2 separate regions of the Homo sapiens genome follow, and region 1 is linked to region 2. A link is a contact called in ENCODE Hi-C or POLR2A ChIA-PET data. All regions are on one chromosome and are shown on one strand. The core of a region is the stretch at or near the end of the contact, and the rest is flanking DNA. Distances in the headings are between cores, read along the strand shown.

The links. A loop is a pair of places that touch in the nucleus more often than their neighbours do. ChIA-PET counts read pairs that join two places held with the same protein, here RNA polymerase II (POLR2A). Pooled maps may share reads with other maps.
Region 1: a loop to region 2 is called in a pooled map, with 1.8 times the contacts of the local background. The contact joins two enhancer-like sites. A Hi-C loop is called at or near these places in 2 of 50 pooled maps. POLR2A ChIA-PET finds 5 or more read pairs at or near these places in 3 of 52 experiments (AG04450, MCF 10A and Panc1).

Annotation. Positions count from the first base shown.
Region 1 is chr2:74,863,622-74,868,005 of GRCh38, reverse strand. It overlaps HK2 (hexokinase 2), which reads right to left. Exons shown (of 18, transcript NM_000189.5): 3 at 222-370. Among named protein-coding and RNA genes, the nearest start is that of HK2, 32 kb to the right of the region's middle. Within about 2 kb of position 2,990, at least 6 of the 41 ENCODE cell types and tissues checked have a DNase peak (open chromatin) inside an H3K27ac peak, as active enhancers do.
Region 2 is chr2:74,738,641-74,743,045 of GRCh38, reverse strand. The region is part of intron 2 of LOC102724497 (a long non-coding RNA gene); the gene reads right to left. Among named protein-coding and RNA genes, the nearest start is that of SEMA4F, 87 kb to the right of the region's middle. RefSeq lists an enhancer at 1,654-2,853. Within about 2 kb of position 2,170, at least 10 of the 41 ENCODE cell types and tissues checked have a DNase peak (open chromatin) inside an H3K27ac peak, as active enhancers do.

The DNA.
Region 1 (4,384 bases), core at 1,741-4,240, 120 kb before region 2:
TCTCTAGTCACTCCTTTTAATACTGAGTACATGTTGGGTATAAAATACAACCAGAACAGCCTGAGCTCCGGCTGAGAGGGAGCCCTTACAGCTGTGCTGGCATCCATGAGTGTCTTGGGTGACTGCCTATCCACACGCTGGGAGCGGCTGGAGAAAGTACAGAAAGAACATGCCAAGGAAGTTTTTTGTCACCAGGGGCTGCCCTGAGAGAAGGGTCATACCTGGGTGCCACTGCCTCGCATGATGTCCTCAGGGATGGCATAGATCTGATTCTCCATCTCCACCTTCTGGAGCCCATTGTCCGTTACTTTCACCCAAAGCACACGGAAGTTGGTCCCTCCAAGATCCAGAGCCAGGAACTCTCCGTGTTCTGCAGAGAAAGGAAGGGCCACTATTAATTTTGGGCAAAATTCTTCCAGGAACCAACCGAGACTTAAAACTCCAAGTCCCTCCAGGAATATCTGTGGGTAAGGGGCGGCCAGTGGGATTCACTCCTCTACAGACATTACATATAGTCTAATTTCATGCTATACACCTTTACATTATTATTTTTTTAATTCTCAGAGCTTTATTAAAACTGGAAACTCACAGGGCTGTTTTTTTTTTAATCCCTCACTCCCTTCCCATCCTTTCCTCTGAGTCTCCAAAGTCAATTGTATTATTCTTATGCTTTTGCATCCTCATAGCTTAGTTCCCAATTATGAGTGAGAACATATGATGTTTGGTTTTCCATTCCAGAGTTACTTCACTTAGAATAATGGTCTCCAATCCCATCCAGGTTGCTACGAATGCCATTAATTTGTTCCTTTTTATGGCTAAGTAGTATTCTGTCGCATATACATTACTTTTATAATTCAATCAACAATATAAGACAGTTTCGCATCCAACGATGTGCTCACCCCCTCCTGAGAGCCGACTACCTCCTCAGTGCTTTCAGCAAGCCCCATGCCAGGGGTGCATGCCTCCATCCTGTTCCTCATACCCCCAGAACACCAAATTGCAAGCACGGTATTAAATTTACTTTCTAATGTTTGCATATTATGTTTGCATATTGCAATTGCAGTACTAAATTTACTTTCTAATGTTTGCATATTATGAGGGCCATGTCCTGCAGCAAGACCAGAGGGGTCATGTGATGGAGTGGAATGAGGACCAACACATTGAGGCCTGGTGAATAAGGCAAGCAGGTGCCCCCTCAAAGGATCTCAGGCTTATCAGAATGCAAGAGAATGCTGACCCCAGAGCATGTATGTACGACAAGAGTCAGGCCACTGAAGCAACAGAAAAGCTGTGGGGGAGCAGGAAAGAGGATGAGTGAGACTCCAGAAAGGAGCCACAGACACAGATGGGTGAAGACTGTCATGTGTCACTGGGAAGGTGCAGTTCCTACCCTCCAGGAAACAGCAGTGTAGACAGGAAACATCCAGATCCTGGGTGATAATACCACCGACTATGGGGAAGGGCCCCATTGTGTGGCACAGAATGAAAGTGCTGAAGAGGCGCGGAACCTGCAGCAGGGCAGGGGCTGGCGGAGCAGGCAAGGCGCATCCGCAGGTGACTGCCCCAACTGCGAGCAGCACCGCCAGTCTTCTGCTGCCCTGCCACAACCTTCTCAAAGGATACAAGGATACAAGGCAATTTCCTGGGGGGTTCACTTATTGGCATGTTTGTCAACACTCAACCCCTTTCCTGGTGGGAGAACAGCACTGAAGTGAAGCGGAATGGGTCAGAGGTCAGGGAGATGCTCTGACTCAATAACCCAAGAATGTTTGTTTTACACCCAGGTGCACTCAGCACCTCCAGCACTTAGGCCCTGAGAAAAGTCACATCTGACCAGCTCCCTGAGAACACCACCCACAGTCCCTAGGGTCCCAAGAGGGAAAACGGTAGACATCATCCACCAGAGACCACACAACCAGAAGTGTGTCAGGCGATGTGACACACGGAGACTGGCTCTGGAGCCCACATCACCTGCTCCAGAACCCCGGCCACTATTTAGCAGAGGCAAGTTCCTGAGCCTCTGAGCCTCAGCTGCTTCATCTCTAAAATGGGAACATTGCATCTCATTGGGTTGCTGTGAGGGGAAAAATTAGACACACAAGTGTGGTGCAGGACCAAGAACTCAGGACACACTCAGTAAGTACTAGGTACTCTCTCTCCGGGCTCTAGGCAGACCCTGTCCCACAGCCTCACTTGACTCTTCCAGGCCAACGAAAGCAGAAGGGATTGCAGAAACCTGTCCAAGAAAAGTCACTGGAATTGGCTCCAGTGACGGCAGCATTCCTCCTTAGGGGCACTAATTTTCCATTTCCTGCCCAGTGACTAGAGGTGGCCCCACCACTAGCTACAGCTGCGGGCTAGCTACAGCAACATCGCCCTCATCTGGGGTTAGCCTGCCTGCCTCATGGCCATGGGTGGCTTTTCCAGACACTCCAGCTCTGAGCCTTCCCTGGTAGTGGGAACTCAGCCAAATTCTAGGAAACACAACGTGGTGGCTGTCATGAGGGATGAAAGGGATATCAAAGATGAAATGCCTCATCAGCACTCTCAAGTCCAGGATACACGCGATCCGCTGAATCAGTGACCACAGGGGACCGAGGTGGCGAGGCTGCCCCTGGTGGGTCATCATCCGAGGCCAGCCCAGCTGGACTCAGAGGCCACAGCTCCACCAAGAACGGGTGGTGTGCAGGATTTTCTGATGGACTGAAGGGAAAACACAAATAATAAAGTATTGCTGATGAACCTGTTCCCAGGAAGGAGGTCCTCTCTTGCTTTGCTTACAGGACTCCTCTGGAACACACATTCCCTGACACCCCTCCTCCCTGCAGCCCTCCTCCACACACATAGGAAGCCACAACCACCATAGCCAATGACTGCATTCCTTCCAAGTCCGGAATCTGAGGCAGGCCTAGCACTGTGACTCGGCAATCCTGAGACGGGCCCTCTCGTAACGCCCACGCATGGTTACGTGCCCATGCCAGAGCAGTGGTTAGGCACTGGACCTTAGACAGGTAGGCAGGCCTCATTTTGAATTCCAGCTCAGCAGCTTCACTACCTGTGTGGTGTGGGCACATCACAGGGCTCTCTGAGCATGTCACCTCACCTGTAGAACAGGATTCATAATGCTGACATCTCCCAGCGGTTGTGATGCTTACGTGAAACATGGACTATGTTGTATGTGAACATATAGAAACACACAGGCTGGGTGTGGTGGCTCATGCTTGTATTCCCAGCACTTTGGGAGGCCAAGGCGGGCAGATTACTTGAGGTCTGGAGTTTGAGACCAGCCTGGTCAACATGGTGAAACCCTGTCTCTACTAATAATACAAAAATTTGCCGGGCATGGTGGCGTAGCCCTGTAATCCCAGTTACTTGGGAGGCTGAGGCAAGAGAATCACTAGAACCCAGGAAGTGGAGGTTGCAGTGAACTGAGATCTCGCCACTGTACCCCAGCCTGGGCAATAGAGCCAGACTCTGTCTCAAAAAAAAAACAAACAAATGACAACAACAACAAAGAAGAAACACAGTAAATTATTCCTCCGTTAATAGATCCTATCAAGGTACTTGTTCCCTTTCTCCCTGTCAAGGCCATGGAGGTTTGTGGCATGCTCTGGTGTCCAGTAAGGCAGGACAGAGGTTTGGTATAACTATAAGTTGGCATTAATTTGTGGGTGCCAAAAAATGGCATGTCCAGAGTAGCTACAACATAGGGCTCACGTGACATGGCTATAAACGCACAGCAAATACCATTGCCAAGGACTTTCTTTCGTTCTTAAGAAGGTCAGATCTGTTTCCAAAAGGGCTCTAGTGGCTCTAGTGGCACTGTGGAGGGCTGGGATAGCACAAGGAAGCAGCTCAAGGGCTGCTGCCACAGTTGAGCTGAGCAGCAGTGAGGGCATGAGCTCCAGGGCCATGTAGGGTGGCCAACCATCCCAGTTTGCCCAGGATGGAGGGGTTTCCTATGACATGGGACTTTCAATGCCAAAACTGGGAGAGGCTCAGGCAAATCAGAACACTGGACTGTATTTGATCCAACCTTAGAGCCTCTGGCTCTTCCTTGTCACTCAATGCCTGAGGCATGCAGCCGTAAACTTGGAGGTGGGTCAAAGTCACAAACGCATACTTTCACATTCAGTTCCTGAACCAGCCCTATATTTATAACTTAATGCCCCTAAAGGGACCTGCCCTTTCTGCCCTACAATATCATTTCCAGTGGCCCCAGGTAACTGCACTGAACATTCCAATCATCCTCTATGGGGTGACTCTGGGTTGAGGGGATCTTGTTTTTTTCCTTTAGTTTTCAAGCACCTGCTAGCACACAACAGTGGACTGCTCTGAGAATGTATGGCATATACTCCAAATGAAACGAGGACCGAAAAGATAC
Region 2 (4,405 bases), core at 921-3,420:
TGGACTATTGTTCCCTCCATTTACAAGGAGGTATAATACTAGCTGACATTTAGTAAATGCTTGCAACATCCCAGGTGCTATATTAAGCACTTTGCATGTGTGTCTAATTTAATCCTCACAATGAATTAGGGTTCTATTATAATTCCCATTGCCCAGATGCAGAAACTGAGGTTTACAGAAGTTTAGTTATTTGCTACCATAAAGGAGTGATACATTTTGCAGGGGAAATCTTCACAGAAGTGGTGACGTTGAAGCTGTCTTAAAAACCAAGTAGCTATTTGTCAAGTAGGCAGCACCAAGAAGAGGAAAGTGGACAGGGGGGCACTTTAAGAAGAGGGATCAGCTTGTAGCAAAGCTCAAAAACAGGAAATGACCTGGAAAAGCCCACTGGGATTAGACTGTGAAAGGCTATATAGGGAGTTGGACAATCATGCATCATTGGAATCTTTTTGGTAGGAGAGTCACAGGATCAGATTGGTTGGGTGGACTAATGATTTTATAGTGTCTTTTGGAATAATGTTTTATCTTCTTCATTTATTATGGCTACAACTTACTCTTTTTTTTTTTTTTTTGAGATGGAGTCTCACTGTGTCATCCAGGCTGGAGTGCAGTAGTGTGACCTCAGGTCACTGCAACCTCTGCTTCCCAGGTTCAAGCGATTCTCCTGCCTCAGCCTCCTGAGAAGCTAGGACTACAGGCATGCGCCACCACACCCAGATAATTTTTGTATTTTTAGTAGAGACGGGGTTTTGCCATGTTGGCCAAACCTGACCTCAAGTGATCCTCCCGCCTAAGCCTCCCAAAGTGCTGGGATTAAAGCTGTGAGCCACCGCGCCCGGCCAATTTGATCTTAATTCTCCACCAGTTGCATCTTACTCCCTATTTTATTACCCTAGTGTAGTGTATATTTGTGCCACCTATTTAAATCCTCTTGGGAAGGAGACAAGAAATAAACACCTACTTACTTATAAATACATGAGGACGTACACCATATAGGTGGCATGCAGATCAGGGAAGAGAAGATGTCAAGAGAGACCAGGAAGAGGGCATTGGAGAAACAGACAGAGTAGTAAAGAGATGGGTCACAGAAGCCAAGAGGAGAGAGCATTAGAAAGAGGGAGCAGCTGGCTGGCAGCATGTCACATGTTGCCAAGAGGTTAAATTGGATGAAGACTAAAAAAAGGCCTTGGGATTGAGCGATGAGAAGGTCACCAGGGACCACAAGGACACTTCATTGCCCTATTGCATCAGACACAAATGAGAGATGAAGAAGTGGAAGCAGCAAGGACAGACATACAAGTTCAAGAAATTTGTAAGCAGGAAGAAAAAAGAACCGTGGATTAAGTGAGGGGAGGAGGCTTTTATTTTCTTGTTTTGTCTTGTGGTTTTTAGGGAGTGGATGCAAACACAGATGGGAAGGTAAGCTTCAACAGGACACTGCCAGGAAGAAGCATGAAGAAAGAGATAAACCCAGAGGCGGAATGAACCCTTTGGCAGTGGAGATATCTGACCATGGAGATGGTGAGAAAGCTCAAATCTCAGTTCTGGCTTTCCTTTGCATTTATAGCTGAAGGACTGACATGTGCATGGTGATTGGAGGAACCCAAGAAGTGAGTTTCTATCCTTTCCCCTACAGAAATACTGTGGGAGGCATTGCTCCAGAGGTAGACTCCTGGCACTCCTATTCCTGCCCCGCACCCTCACACACACTCAGTGCACGTCCCCAGGGACAGTCCCTTCTCTGGGCCTTATTTTTCCTGCCTGAGGCTCCTGGTGGGAGTGATGCTACCTTGGGGGAGTCTCAGGAGAGGAAGTGGAGCACACAGGCAGGAGGGAAAAAAGGAGGGAGGCAGGAAGAGCATAAACCAGGGCTCGGCTATGCCAGCTCAAGGCTCAGGAATTCCATATTCTAATTCCAGCTTCTCTTAAAGGGCTGGGTTCTCTCTGATTGATGGATAATTCCTGTTCTGCCTATTCTGCAATCATGCTTCCATTTCCATTCCAAAGATGAACCCAAAGAAACTTGTATCCAAAAAAAGGCTTAAAAAGTAGTGGTGACTCGGAAGGGCGAGGCCCGTGGCTGCTGGCAGCATATATGTCATGCCACCTATTCCTGCGTGCTTACATAATCGCAGTGCAACCGTGACTCACAGCCCGACAGCCAAGCTGAAACGTGATTAAGTCCTACAACCCTTCTGCCTGGAGCAGGGCAGGGCATGCTGTTTAACCCCTCTGCTGCCACAGCCTGGTGAGAAGGTAGTGCCCTTCGGTAGAAGAGCTCCTCCAGATGGATGAGTCCAACGCATTGGGAAAGGACCCCTGACCTGCATAAATACTTCTCTGAGACAGCAGCAAAAGGTCTTTCATTCCACAGATACAAATATTCCTGGGAGAGGTGACACATGGAATCCCTGCGTTTTAAAGCTGAGAAAACTTTAGACTTACCCAAGTTGAGTCATCCCCTTTAACAGACGAGGCTACCGAGGCCCAGTATCTAGTGAGAGATTAGTGACCACTCAAGGTCACAATGTGAGATAGCAGCAGAGTGGGGACTTGAACCTGGGTCTCCTGGCAGCAAGTCCAAAATGTGGTAGCCCTGACAACCCATTGAGAAGATTGCCCCTCTATATTCCAGGCTGCCAGCCAAGTGGTTCCGCACTTCACAGTAGCCTGCGTGCACCTGCTGTCTTCATACAGCCCTAGCAAGAATGACCCCAAAAGGGTTGTTCCTTAATCTCCAAGCTCCACTTAAAAGTCTCACAACTGGAGTTCTGGGGAGAACAGTATTTGGATTCAGGTCGAATCTCCAGCTCTGGAGTCTGTCCACATGGATGTGGTTGTGTCTGACACTTCCTAGCTCAGTGACTTTGAGCATCTATTTGAGTCTCAGTCACCTCATCTGTGAAATGGGGATAAAAACAGTAGTGCTGTTGTGAAATCATTGAAATAATTTGTCAGAGGTGCCTGTCACAGTGCCTGGCATGCAGTAAGTGCTCACAAGTGGTAGCTGCTACTCCAGTGTTAGAAGCACGGCTGCCTTCACGAACGACAGGGAGTTCCCGCTGGAAGCACTCAGAGAATGCTGCCTTCAGGCTGACCCCCAACACTCACAGGCTTCATGATAATCTCAGTGCAGAGCTTCTCTATAAAGACCTCAAAGCTCCACCAGCCAGCTAGACACTGTGTGACCTGAATCCTGTCCAGGCCCCTGCCTTGCTGTTGCTGACATCCAGATGAAAAGATCTGGATTGCCACATCCTACCTGGTGTTATCTCTGGCAGTGGCAGCAAAGGATTGTCTGATGGGGAATGGCTCCACAAAAGGTTAAAATGCCATCCCCTTCCCCAAATGTCTGTCCTGGTTTCACTTAATAACCAAATGATTCTGTCATCCAAGGGTTCATCTAGATAAATGATTGCAAACAAATCTTTTATTTTTATAATTGTCCTATTGAAACATGTTTAAAGCCTGTATTCTAGGGGAAGGGAAGCTATAAATATTAACAGTAGTGAGAGAAGCACTGGACTGGGGACAGCAGGAAGAGGGGAAGGGAGGGTGAGGGGATGGCTTGAAAATAGAGAAGAAAGTAAAAGCCTGCACACTGAATGGTTAGACCCCCTCACCCTTCCCCTGCTTATTTCCAAGAATGCTGGCAATCAGGTTCATATCCTCCAGCAAAGAGACTAGAGAATCTTAATCTGGAAAATTGAATCATACTGGAAGAAAGCCATACAGATCCTACAGATACTGACATTTGGAAGTGTCTCAGTGCAAAAATCCTGTCATTGCACAAATGTACTGTAGCAGTTGGCCTCAACCCTATCAGACTCAACACCTTCTTTTTTGTTGTTGTTTTTTAACAGCTTTATTGAGGTATAATTGATATTCAGTAAAGTGCTCATGATTAAGATGTGCAATTTGGAAATTTTTGACATATGCATGCACTCATGAAATGATCACCAAAATCAAGATTTAAAAACACAGCCATTCCCCAGAAGTTTCCTTGTGCCATTCATTGCCATTCTCTGTCCCAGTTTCCATTCCCAGGCAATCACTGATCTTTTGGTCACTATAGGGTTAGCTTACATTTTCGAGAATTTTATAAAAATTGAATTATATGACATTTGAGATGGAGTCTCCCACTGTCACCCAGGCTGCAGTGCAGTGGCATAATCTCTGCTCCACTGCAGCCCTCACCTCCCACGTTCAAGCAATTCTGCTGGCTCAGCCTTCCAAGTAACTGGAATTACAGGCACCCACCACCACACCCGGCTAATTTTTGTATTTTTAGAAGAGACATAGTTTTGCCCTGTTGGCTAGGCTGGTCTTGAACTCCTGACCTCAAGCCAGGAGGTCAGGCTCGATCATCAGGTCAGCTGATCTGCCTGCCTCACCCTCCCAAAGT